3 separate regions of the Homo sapiens genome follow, and regions 2 and 3 are each linked to region 1. A link is a loop called in an ENCODE intact Hi-C map of the cell type or tissue named here. Cell type or tissue: PC-9. All regions are shown on one strand. Links, peaks and the distances in the headings refer to the core of each region. The heading gives the core; the rest is flanking DNA.

The links. Hi-C counts contacts between places; a loop is a spot of excess contacts. Peaks named below come from ENCODE experiments on the same cell type or tissue, not always from the same donor. Only the 100,000 strongest peaks of a DNase experiment are listed, where the experiment ranks them.
Region 2: a loop joins it to region 1, with 4 times the contacts of the local background. A loop is called at or near these places in 3 of 110 quality-filtered maps.
Region 3: it touches region 1 in a loop (6-fold over the local background); 3 of 110 quality-filtered maps call a loop at or near these places.

Annotation. Positions count from the first base shown.
Region 1 is chr9:130,443,039-130,447,182 of GRCh38, forward strand. ASS1 (argininosuccinate synthase 1) reads left to right here and starts at 1,923. Exons shown (of 15, transcript NM_054012.4): 1 at 1,923-1,957. RefSeq lists a silencer at 1,726-1,845 and enhancers at 2,726-3,393, 4,063-4,144. In PC-9, for the core only: no CTCF peak of the experiment used is centred there; DNase peaks (open chromatin) are centred at 1,863 and 2,633; H3K4me3 peaks cover 1,575 bases.
Region 2 is chr9:130,241,451-130,245,594 of GRCh38, forward strand. MIR12126 (microRNA 12126) reads left to right here; the gene lies at 1-38. Among named protein-coding and RNA genes, the nearest start is that of MIR12126, 2.1 kb to the left of the region's middle. In PC-9, for the core only: CTCF peaks have their summits at 1,926 and 2,139; no DNase peak of the experiment used is centred there.
Region 3 is chr9:130,363,008-130,367,151 of GRCh38, forward strand. It overlaps HMCN2 (hemicentin 2), which reads left to right. Exons shown (of 98, transcript NM_001291815.2): 41 at 1,707-1,882; 42 at 2,624-2,720; 43 at 2,869-2,988. Among named protein-coding and RNA genes, the nearest start is that of ASS1, 80 kb to the right of the region's middle. In PC-9, for the core only: no CTCF peak of the experiment used is centred there; a DNase peak (open chromatin) is centred at 1,844; H3K27ac peaks cover 1,226 bases.

The DNA of each region.
Region 1 (4,144 bases), core at 529-3,028:
GGCAACCACTCACCCTGCTGTTGGTGGCAGGACGGTGGGGGTGGGGGGCGGGGTGCTGCTGGCAGTTTGGGCCCCTGTTTTCTTCTCAGGAGCGCTGTGACCTCACTGTCCCTCATGTCACTGGTGCATGTGAGTTAGGAAGGGTCTGTCCCCTAGGCTGGAACCATTTCTGCGGCAAGGAGTAAAGGTCCCAGCAGCCTGTGACCCTGGGACTGTGACCTCAGTTCAGCTCAGGCTGGAGCTAAAGCAGAGGGTTTGAGCCAGAGCTTCAGACACTGGATTCTAGCTCCGCTCTGCCACTCACATGCTGTGTGGCCTTGGGAAAGATACACCGTCATTCTGTGCAGCAGGTTTCTGCCCATACCATTGAGATAACAATCACAGGTACTTCATACAGGGTAGTCGTGAAGGTGAAAACAGAATGCTTGCTCTTTCCAGGGCGACCCTACCAATGAGAAAACAGGCTGCAGTGGGGAGTGACCGCCCCAAGGACACACAACTGCTGCAAGGGTGTCATTGTGTAGGTGTTCCTCACTTGCCTCCTGCTAGTGTGGGAGGCCCAGAGACTCCACGAGACCCCCAGCTGCTCCTGTGAGAGGGCTGAGGGGGGCCAGCTGTGATACCGCCTCCCATCTAGAAGGGGCCTCAAGCCACCCATGTACACCCAGCCCCACGTGGCTCACCAGGGGCCCCTTTGCCATCAAGGGCCACATCCCAGGTTTAAGTGTCAGAGAACTAAGGGGCTTAAGAGAGAATCGAGCTGTGGCTTTGTTTGTGAATTGGTTTGATCCTTTTTTCCTTCTAGAAGGACTCACAGCTACTGTTGCTTGCCATGGGCTTGAGGGGGTGGTGGGGGCTGACTGGCAGAGGGGCTGAGAGTGGATGGTGATTAAAAGGAGCACTGACTCCAGGGTAGCGGCTGGGCAAGGCTTGGGGCTCCCACCTCCCCCAGGTTCAGAGCCGGCTGAGGACCGGGAGTCCTCCCTTCTGGGGTCAGTGCTCACTATGGAGCAACTGCCTTGGATGGGGTCCCAGGACTTGCTCTTTTACTGGGGCTGTGGTTGCAGTGATCAGGGCTTTGGAGCCGGCAGACCAAGCTGGGAAACTCCTGAGGTAGAGAAGCTGTTGAAGGCGGGCCTGGGGTCACAACTCCCAGCTGCTTTTTACAAGCAAGAGACTTCTCTCTGAACCTCAACCTTCCCTCCTGTCTAGTGGGTTCGCAGCCAGACAGTCTTTTACTCACTGCTTACTGGGTGCCCTCTGGAGTCTGGGCAGGTGCCAGGCTCTGAGAAGACAGGCCAGCAATCAGCCCTGGCCTAAGGGATGAAAGCCGGGCCTTCCCGCGCCGGCTCACCTCGGTTTTCTCATCCTTACTCGGCTACCAGAGGCTATGGTTGGGGAGGGAGGGGGCTCTGGGGGCTGCAGAAGGCCCAGGCTGCCGGCACCGGATAGAAGTGAGCACGAAGCTCCCTGCGCCAGTGGAACTTTTATCCCGGCTCCCACCGCGAAGCGTTTAAATTGCTTCCCCAGGGCCAGGAGGCAAGTCTCTCGAAGGACGGCTGCGGCCACCCTCCGCCCCTGAGTTACATGGGTCGCAGCCACTGCCGCCCTCCTTGGCGCCTCCAGCCCGCGGGCCAGGGCCAGGAACCGCGAGCCGCCTGCGCCCCCGCCGGCGCGCCCCTGGGAGGGTGAGCCGGCGCCGGGCCCAGGCCCGGACCTGGTGGGAGGCGGGGGGAGGTGGGGACGAGGCCTGGGGAGGCGGGCCCCGCCCATCTGCAGGTGGCTGTGAACGCTGAGCGGCTCCAGGCGGGGGCCGGGCCCGGGGGCGGGGTCTGTGGCGCGCGTCCCCGCCACGTGTCCCCGGTCACCGGCCCTGCCCCCGGGCCCTGTGCTTATAACCTGGGATGGGCACCCCTGCCAGTCCTGCTCTGCCGCCTGCCACCGCTGCCCGAGCCCGGTAAGGAGCCCTCGGCCCCTCTCGCTGCCCACTCCCTAGCCGAGAGCACCCGCTTCCCGGGCCCAGAGGAGGAGGCGTAGAAGACGCCCGCCCCGGGGCCCGCGGAGGCAGAGGGCGGACCCCGATCGCCACTCGCCGGGGACTGGGACCGAGGCAGGAGGGAAGGGGCTCCCGATGCTCAAACGCCTGGCACCGGATTCCAGGTTTCTGGAGCGTGGGGGACGCGGCGGGGGCGCGAGTCCCCGGGGGCGCGAGTCCCCGGGTCCGAAGAGCGGCTCGGGTTATTTGTTCCCTGCGCAGCCGGGTCCTTTCTGGACTCCTTGTCGGATCCGGCTTCCTCTGTGTCGTGAAGCCCCCACATGGAGACCTGGGGAGTCCGGAGCGTGTGGGGGGGCTCCCGATTCTCTCTCCCTCTCTCGGACTCGCCGTCTGTCTCCACCTCTATTTCTCTGCGTAAAACCAGGAGTCCAGCCCCTCTGGGGCTTGGACGTATCGCTTTCCCCGCAGCCTCAGTTTACCCTGGACAGATGGGCATGGTGGCCCTGGCTCCCTTCCCTGCAGGGGGCGGCAGCCACCTGGCCCTCCCCGGTGGGGCTGGCGGCCTCGCGGCGGGGTTTCCTGCTGGCCTGGGCTGGGCTCTGTGGGAGGGGCAGTGCCAGGAATATTTTCTATTCGGGCTGCTGTTGCCTTTGGCCCCTGGGCGGCTGCGCCCTCCAGGGAGGCAGGGTCATTGTGAAAGAGAGGAAACTCCTCTCCCAGGCGGCCAGGGCTGTTCCTGAGGAGGGCTGGCCTGGCCTCAGTATTCTTCTCTGAGAAGTGGAGAGTCCACTCCCGAGCAGCCGAGTCAGGCTGCAGGTCTCAGGGCAGGAACAGACCTGTTCTCTCCCCAGGGGTAGATCAAGACCTAGGGGACTTGGGCTTTGATCCTCCCGCTCCCAGCAAGCACAAACCCAGTGATGGGGAGAGCTGGTGAGGCCTTGGCTCAGCCTCCAGATTCCCAAGCTTCCTTTTCATTTTCTTTTCTTTCTAAAAATTTATCAGAGATGTGGACTCGTCATGTTGCCCAGGCTGGCCTCGAGCTCCTGGGCTCAAGCGACCCTCCTCCCTCGGGCCTCCTAAACTGCTAGGATTACAGGCTCGAGCCACCCAAAGTGCCTGGCCCCCAAGCTTCAGTCTGTTAGAGCTGGCTGGGGCTGAGGGCTCAGGAAACATTTGCAGATACTGTGCGGCTGCTAAGGGCTCTGTAGACTGTTGGGTGCTGGGCCTGGGTCCAATTGCACAATAACTGTGCCTGGGGTTAGGTTCTGATGAGAGGGAGGGAGAAGCAGCCACACGGACTGGGAAGCTTGGCTAGGAGCAGGAACTGGAGGAGTCTCCATTCCAAACTCCCTCTCCCTCCCAGACCCCTTAGGCCCAAGGCCTAGGGCGGGGAAGTTTGGGGGTGGGGGCGGGACCCTGTCCTGGCGGGGCCATCTGTGCACCATGCTGAGAAGTAATTCTGGTTCTGCTCTGTGGGGGTGGATCAAGTGAATGAATAGTGACTCCTGCCTGCTGAGCGCCTGGCCGGTGCGGGGGCAGACACGTCGTGAGAGGGAAGGGGAGGCCCCACTCTCAGCACAGTCTCCATTCCTGAGTGCTTGGGAAGCAGGCCCAGGGCCGCAGGAGCCTTGGGGTGGAGCCAGGCCCAAAACAGCCTGCTGCACAAGCGCTTCCCCCTCCCAACCCGGGCCCATCTCATCTTTGGCCTGCTGGGAGGCCAGCCAGGTCAACCAGATGCCTCATCTGAGCACTGACTACACAGTCCCTGAAGTCAGTGGCTTGCCTGTGGGCACCAGGCACCCATGTGGAAAGAGGTAACTTCGCTGGAATTCAGAGTCTAAGGCTCTGATTTCTGATGTAGCTTTGGGCAAAGTTGATCTTCCAGGGCGTGGCTCCCTCCCCAGACTTGGGGTCGACCAGGCACCCATAGGCACTTTGATATGAGTGGAACGAATGAATGAATGTGCCCTTCGTCCATCACCAAAGACAAACCGAGCTCAGCTGAGTTAGAATGTCAGCGAGGGGTTGCAGGGGAATCTTCCACGGGGCAGTAGGCCTGAGCTATAGCACACAGGCTCTCCAGAGAAATAGTGGGCAGGTTGGCCATGACTCACTGGGGGGCTGGTTTTCTGGAAGGTGTGTAGAGTG
Region 2 (4,144 bases), core at 729-3,228, 200 kb before region 1:
GACTTGGGGACCAGACCTTTTCTTGTCTCTACAATTTCCTTCCTCAGAAATTGCTCCCTTCCTCCCAGAAACCTAAAATAAGCCATCCACATGAGCAGATCTTGGGGATAAAAAAATATGATAAAGAGTAAAACAAGCTTTTTTCTGACAGTCAGGGAGAAGGGTGGGAAGAGTCCCTTTGGTATCATTGTCAGATGACTGAGAGTAGGTCCCGTTTTAGTCACTGGACTGTTGGTTGCCCCCAGAGGTGAGGGGAAGTCTTTGTGATATTGTGGAGTGCCCACTTTATTCTTTGAGGATTCTGAAGACCCAATTCCTATGTTGGGCATCAAGAGGCCCTTCCTGCCTTAGAAGGGGCAGATCTGTGGAATGCCAGGGGCCCGAGCTGGGACCTGCAGGGGAAGGTGCAAGTGCTGGCCTGGAAGGAGGGAGAAAGGGAGCTCCCAGGCCAGACGTGGTGGCTCACGCCTGTAATCCCAGCACTTTGGGAGGCTGAGACAGGCGGATCACTTGAAGCCAGGAGTTCGAGACCAGCCTGGTCAACATGGTGAAACTCCACCTCTACCAAAAATACAAAAATTAGCTGGGCATGGTGGCGTGTGCCTGTAATCTCAGGTAGTCGGGAGGCTGAGGCAGGAGAACCGCTTGAACCCAGGAGGTGGAGGTTGCAGTGGGCCGAGATCACACCACTGCACTCCAGCCCGGGTGACAGAACGAGACTCCATCTCAAAAAAAACAAAAAGCAAAAAACAAAGGGAGCTCCCAGTCATGGGAAGGGAATCAGAGGGAACCCTGAGGTTCGGATTCTACCCCCATGCTCGTCCATCAGATCAACTAATACAAGCTGGATGCTGCTTAAGTGATTTCTAGGCAGAAGCCTAAAGCTAACCAGAATCCTTCACCCATTTCCACAGGGATGAATGAGAGCCTGGAGTGTATATGCTGGGCAGCCACAGTGCCAGGCTTCTGCCACAGCCTGTGATGAATGCTAGCCTGGTTCAAGAAGGAAGGCCGGGGGCGGTGGCTCATGCCTGCAATTCCTGCACTTTGGGAGGCCGAGGTGGGTGGATCACTTGAGGTCAGGAGTTCGAGACCAGCCTGGGCAACATGGCAAAACCCCATCTCTACAAAATACAAAAAAATTAGCCAGGCATGGTGGCACTCACCTGCAGTCCCAGCTACTCAGGAGGCTGAGATGAGAGAATTGCTTGGGCATAGTGAGGTCGAGGCTGCAGTGAGCCGTCATAGTGCCACTGCACTCCAGCCTGGGTGACAGAGAATGAGACTCTGTCCAAAAAAAAAAAAAAAAAAAAAAACAACAGCAGTAGCACACACAGGAAGGTTATGGACACCAGCCACAGATGGGCAGTGCCAGGCCAGTGACGCAGTATCGGGCGGGGATTGGGCTACTCTCCCTACCTCACTCCCCAGGGGCCTCCCTGGACAAGGGGAAACTTCAGCTACCCTTAAAGGATGGCAGGATGTACATGGGCAAGGAGGAGAGGCAAGGGCATTCCAGGCAGTGTACAGTAGGTGCAGAGGAAGGACTGCAGGAAATCGACACACAGGGGAAGAGAGGAATGCAAAGGAGTTAACGGCAGGTGCCTCCATGGCAATGAGACAGTAGATTTTTCCAGTGGATGACTCCGCACAGAAAGAAGAGGCACGAGGTCACCTTTTAAGAATTGATGCTGACTGGTACAGGCCTGGGCGCTCTGAGCACACAGCACCGAGGTCCGCCTTTCTGAGCTTCTTGGGAAGCCCCGCGGAACGGCTGTTCTCTGTAACTCCGCCCATTTTAACGATTAGCAAAGTGATAACAGGGACGAGCCAGGTCATAGCAACGGAAGCGGAGTGCTTGCCCTGTGCTGGGTTCACCCGCATTATCGCATTTAATCCTTGCAGCAGCGCCCCTTGAGGCCGGTGCTGGTATTACCATCCCACATTTTACAGACGAGGTCGCTGAGGCCCAGGGTGAAGGGGCTCCTCCAGTCTGACAGTTCGTGGGGGGCTTCCAGGCTCCGACGACATTGTCTTTGGTCAGACACAGGGAGCTGGGGGAGACTGCTTCTATTAAGTTCAGATCCGGCAGCGGCTTATTGCCCTGGTCCCTCCCAGATGCCTGTCGCGTGGGGAGGCGAGGTCTGCAGGGGAAGGCGCATGCCCCACTGAGATCCGTCAGTGCGGGCCCCGTGTCTGGAGGGAGAAGCAGCTCGGAGGTGGGTTGGAGGAGGCAGGGAGACTGAGGCAGGGGCAGGGGTCTGGGCCCACGAAGGAGGTCCCTCCCACAGCCTGCCAAGCACTGGGGGCACTGGATCCCAAGAGTGCCCCAGGGCCCCATTCCCAGGGGGGTGGCCACTCAGGTAAGCACTGTGGGCAAAGGTTGGGGGTGCTGAGTCTGGGGGCAGGACGGGGTGTGCCCCAGGGAGGGGTCCCCAGGGCACAGGAATGGAAATGGCAAGTGTGGGTAGGCAGGGTCTCAGGCACCCCTCCCAGCCCGGGCACACCCAGAGCTGCAGGTGGGGTTACCCGTGGGACTCCCTGTGCACCGTGTTACCTGGCAGATGGTACCCGGACCCATGGCTTGCATGCTGCTGCTGCCACCATTGTGGTCACTGCTATGCTCATGACCGGCTCTCAGCCCCTCCTGGCCCGTGGCTCTGCCACCACCGCTCCTGTGTGCTGTTCCTCTTATGCCCCATGAGGTAGCTACAGTTGTCCCCAGTTCCAGATGAGGAAACAGCTTCAGAGAGGCTCACTGACTTGCCTGGGGTCACACAGCTGATAAATGGCAGAGAGGGGGCCAGGCACGGTAGCTCACGCCTGTAATCCCAGCACTTTGGGAGGCCGAGGCGGGTGGATCCTGAGGTCAGGAGTTTGAGACCAGCCTGGCCAACATGGTGAAACCCTGTCTCTACTAAAAATACAAAAATTAGCCGGGCGTGGTGGCAGGTGCCTGTAATCCCAGCTACTCAGGAGGCTGAGGCAGGGAATTGCTTGAACCTGGGAGGTGGAGGTTGCAGTGAGCTGAGATCACGCCACTGCACTCCAGCCTGGGCGACAGAGTGAGACTCTGTCTCAAAAAAAAAAAAAAAAAAAAAAAGGCAGAGGGGATTTGAGGCCAACTGGACCCCAAACTGTGACCACCACCGTGACGCATCACCTTTGGCCTGATGTCCTCTCCCTTGGGTCACCTAGAACCAGCACTTCCCAGAATCTGAAATTTTCCACGAGGCCACAGGGCTGAGCCCTCGTGTGAGGAGAAGCCACCTTCCTGGTGCAAGCACAAGTCAGATCCGTGGCTCCTCGGAACCACCCAGCCCCAGTGGCCACAGGGCAGCAGGTGTCCTTGGCTGACTTCTGGCCTCTCCCTGCCAGGGGCTCTCCCAGAAGTAAAGGAAGGTGATGAACCGGCCACTCCCATAAGCCCTGAGACCCCCGAGGCCTCGGCCCCATCCTCACCCTCCTAACCAGTCTTGCGACAGGGCTGGAGAAAGGGTTTCCCCCATAAGAGGGACTCTGATTGGCCAGTGGGGGACCTAGGGAGGCCTGGGATATGACGGGCAGGTGGGGCTGGAGAAAGCCGGCTCTCTTTGGTGCTCTTGGCTGGTTTTCAAATGTCTTGAAGCTACTGTGGTTGCCATACCCATCTGGCTGTAAATTAAATTTGGGGCGAAGGGACCTCTTGTCCCAAAGTTTCTCATCTCATCCAGCATGACTGGCAGTTAAGGTTCCTTCTCTGGGTTCCAGTGCTGGCTGCATCCCCACCAGCAGTTGGCTTTGGAGATAGACTGAATCTGAACTTCTCTGAGCTTCAGTTTCCTCCTCTTTAAAGTGAGGATAATAGAAGCACGTTTCTCATAGGGCTGCTGGGGAGCATCTGTGTGATGCTCAGATGATCTGTCTGAGGGCCTTTCCTACGTGAAAACAGTGAATGTCATTGATATTATCCAATTCTCTCCACCCCAAAGTTGTTGCCCCTTCATTTTGGTCCATCGATTTGGCTATCAGCTTTTATTTCTTGCCACTTGGGCCATGGGTGAAGCTGCACTCAAGATCTGGGTCCAAGTCCAAAATTTCAGAGAGGAAAATACCTTGAAACAGGAGCCTGTCATGAACTAGTCGATAGCAGAGGGAGGCTCCC
Region 3 (4,144 bases), core at 729-3,228, 80 kb before region 1:
AAAGCCATGTGGTTCAGAGCAGCGGGGGAGATGGGGTGGGGGGCATTCCCAGTCACTTCCAAAAGGAGAGAGGCTGGGTGGATGGAGGAGTGTCCACCTGAGAACAGCTGCCTTCCAGTAGGAATCAGTGAGATCCAGAGACCTGCCCTAGAGTATGAGCTCCCGCAATGGGTGGGAGGGTGGGCAGGTGGCCCCGCATAGCCAGGAGCTCTGCCCCATGTTCAGGGAGACGCGGAAGGGGTGTGAAGTAGCAGGAACAGCGTGGAGTGGTGGTTAGGAAAGCCGGCTCTTGAGTGTCACCGACATGGGGTTCAAACCCTGCCTCTGTGACTTTGAGCTGGTCACTTTGCTTCTCTCGGCCACCATTTCTTCATCTGCAAAATGAGAAGAATAGCACTCACCTCAAAGGTCACCATGGGGACTCACTAAGCCTCTGAGCTCATGAAGCTACTGTAACCACAGTAGCTTATTTTTAAATGTCCTCCTCTGGGTTTTTCTGGGGCTCTGTGGAGGTATAAGAAAGAATGCTGGGAGCTGGGCATGGTGGCTCACGCCTGTAATCCCAGCACTTTGGGAGGCTGAGGTGGGTGGATCACTTGAGGTCAGGAGTTCGAGACCAGCCTGGCCAACGCAGTGAAACCCCGTCTCTACTAAAAATACAAAAAATTAGCTGGGTATGGTGGTGCGTGCCTGTAGTCCCAGCTACTCGAAAGGCTGAAGCAGGAGAATCACTTGAACCTGGGAGGTAGAGGTTGCAGTGAGCTGAGATCATGTCACTGCACTCCAGCCTGGGCAATAGAGCCAGACTCTGTCAAAAAAAAAAAAAAGAAAGAAAGAGAGAAAAAGAGAGAGAGAGAGAAGGAAGGAAGGAAAGAAGGAAGGAAGGAGAGAGGGAGAGAGAAAGAAAAAGAAAGGAAAAAGAGAAGGAAGGAAGGAAAGAGAAAGAAAAAAAGAGAAGGAAGGAAGGAAAGAAAGAAAGAGAAAGGAAGGAAGGAAAGAAAGAAAAAGAAAGAAAACGAATGAACGTAGTCTTGGGCGGGAGGTTATAGGAAGGATTCGATTCTAGCTCTTTCCCTTTGCTGGAGTGAAGATGGTGGTTAATACATATTGTATGCCCAAGAGCCCCACCTGTGCCATTGGATTGAACCTCATGGCGGCCCCATCAGGTGGGGATTTTCATTATCCCCACTTTACAGACGAGGAGACTGAGGCCCAGGAGTGCAAGTGGCATCCCCAGGGCCTCGCATGGCGAGTGAGTGGTGGAGGGCAGGATTCCACCCCATGAGTTCTCCCCCTGGACCCTGCGTTCCTTCCTGCAAAGCTGCACTGGTTATTTTTGCTTCAGGGGCAAAAGGTGGTTCTGAGACCTGCTTAAAAAAATTTTTTTAAACAAAAATTTTAAATTTTAGAAAGTTTTGAGATAACTGTGGATAATTATAGATTCACAGACATCTGTAAGAAATAACACAGGGGGACCCTGAGCTTCCTTCCCCAATTTCCCTCGGTGGAAACATGCTGCAGAGATCTGGGATGTGGATATCGTGACAATTTTACTCAGACTGGCTCCTCCGAAGCAGGACTGAAGGCAGAGGAAGGGTGGTCACTCCTGGCTGCTGCGAGTAGCTAGGCCTGACCCAGGGTGTGGCCCCTCCTTGCCAGCCCCACCCATGTGCCTGAGGGAGCCCTTCTCCTGCCCCCTCCTGCAGTGCCCCCGAGTATCCTTGGAGAAGAGCTGAATGTGTCCGTTGTGGCCAATGAGTCAGTGGCCCTGGAGTGCCAGAGCCACGCCATGCCCCCTCCTGTGCTGAGCTGGTGGAAGGACGGGCGGCCCCTGGAACCACGGCCTGGAGTCCACCTCTCCGCAGACAAAGCCTTGCTGCAGGTGTGCAGGCCCCTGGCCAGCCAAGCAGGCCTCCACCTCGGCCCAAGGGCAGGGTGGGGCCTGCAGGTGCCCCAGCTCAGTGACCTGCAAGCCCCTTTCCCCTCAGGGGATGGAGGACAAAACCCCAGGACTGGTTCCTCGGGGCCTCCCTCAGGGCCCCTGACTCAGCTGAGTGGCGCCAGCTGTTGGGTTAGAACCTTCCTCACCTGTCTGCTCCTCCTCCCACCCCCCTACACCTTGTGATATGATCATTCCCAACTCAGAGCACTGCCATTTGGTTTCCCCTCCTTCCGTTCATTCTTCAAAGCCACAGCCTAGCCCCAGCAACCCCATGTCAGGATCTGAGCCCTGAGGACAGGTCCCCTGCACCCCACCAGCCTCATTCCTCCACCTTCTCTTCGGGTCTGTTTTCTTGAGCTTTCCAAAGAGGCTGGGAGCTGATGAAATGCAGGAGCAGGTCTGAGCCAGTCACATGCCTCCCCCTTAGCAGATCTGGGCCATGAAGTTTGGGAGGCTGGCAGGACTGCCATCGAGGGGGCCCTTCTCAGGCCCACCACAGGCACGTGCTTCTGGAAACTTCCCGGTGCAGCTGGTGGGGAGATGCTGTCACTGCCCCGTGCTCCAAGTGGGCAGCTTGGGGGCTCAGCAAGGTCACGTGACATGTCTGCAGTCACACAGTCTGTCCAGGGCTCACCCATCTCTGTGCGTCCCCTCCCATGGGGTGTCTTTGCTCTCTGCCAGGTGGACAGAGCCGATGTGTGGGATGCGGGCCATTACACCTGTGAGGCACTGAACCAGGCCGGCCACTCAGAGAAACACTACAATCTGAACGTCTGGGGTGAGGGTCTCCCAGGCTGGGCAGGGGGAGGGGGCTGCTGCCTTGATTGCGTCCCAGGACACAGCCCTCCTCCAGCCTGCCCTCGCCTTGCTCATCCCCTCCCCATCTCAGCCCCACCCCCACTAACTCTCTCTCTGCTCTGACTCAGTTGCTCCAGTGTTCCCCTTGAGGGAATCCCACACCCTGACTGTGAGAGAGGGGCACCCTACCAGGCTGTCCTGCGAATGCCGGGGTGTCCCCTTCCCCAAGATCTCCTGGAGGAAGGACGGTAGGATTGCTGCCCTCACCCAGCCCCACCTCATTGCCAGGCACAAGGAGGCTATGCCCAGTCCCCACTGGTTACCCCCACCCCAGAGCCTAGCTGAGATGGGGGGGTCTTATACCTCGAGGGGGTGGGGATGCTGGTTACAGAAGTGGTGCTTCCCCCAGCTCCTCTCTACTCAGTCCCTGAGCCTGCAGGAGCCCCTGGTCCTGCTCTGCCAGTAAGAGCTGGATTGAACTTCAGGCCTCACTTCAGACGTCCCTTCTTCCAGGAAGCCCTCCCTGACTGCCAGGCTGGGACAGAGCCTCCCTGATGCAGTCCCTGTCACTTGTCATGTCACCCACATTAGTCTTTCTGTGTGTGCTCCTCCATTAGTCTGTGACCCCTGTGAGGCACCATGTTGACCACCGCTGAATTCCAAGTTCAGTGTATGGTACAAAAAAGATGCTCAAAAAACATTTGGAATTCACTTCACCAATTTTTTTTTTTTTTTTTTTTTTTTTTGCCAGGCTGGAGTGCAGTGGCACGATCTCAGCTCATTGCAACCTCCGCCTCCTGGGTTGGAGTGATTCTCCTGCCTCAGCCTCCTGAGTAGCTGGGATTACAGGCAGGTGCCACCATGCCCAGCTAATTTTTGTATTTTTAGTAGAGACAGGGTTTCACCATGTTGGCCAGGCTGGTCTCGAACTCCTGACCTCAGGTGATCTGCCACCTCAGCCTCCCAAAGTGCTGGGATTACAGGCATGAGCCACAGCACCCAGCCCATTTAACCAATATGTATTGAGAGACTGTACCAGGCCCTGTTCTAGGCACTGGAAATATAGCAGAGGATAAAACAGATCCCCACCCTCACAATGGGGGCAGTCAGATAATAAACACACAGTTAGTAAATGACTCTGTACCTTAGGTGATAAATGCTATGGAGAAAAATAAAGCTAGGAAGCGGGAAAGATGTTCTGGGGGGTTGTAGGATTTGCAGTTTTAAGTTGGGTGGCCAGGAATGCTCGACCAAGCGGACTTGAAAAGCTAAGGGCTGAACATGAGAATATCACAGGGAAATGCACCCCAGGCGGAGGTAAGGGTAAGTGCAAGGGTCCTGGGGCAGGAATGCTGGTTGGATGGGGGAATGAGAGGAGGCAGGGAATCAGGGATGATGGAGGAG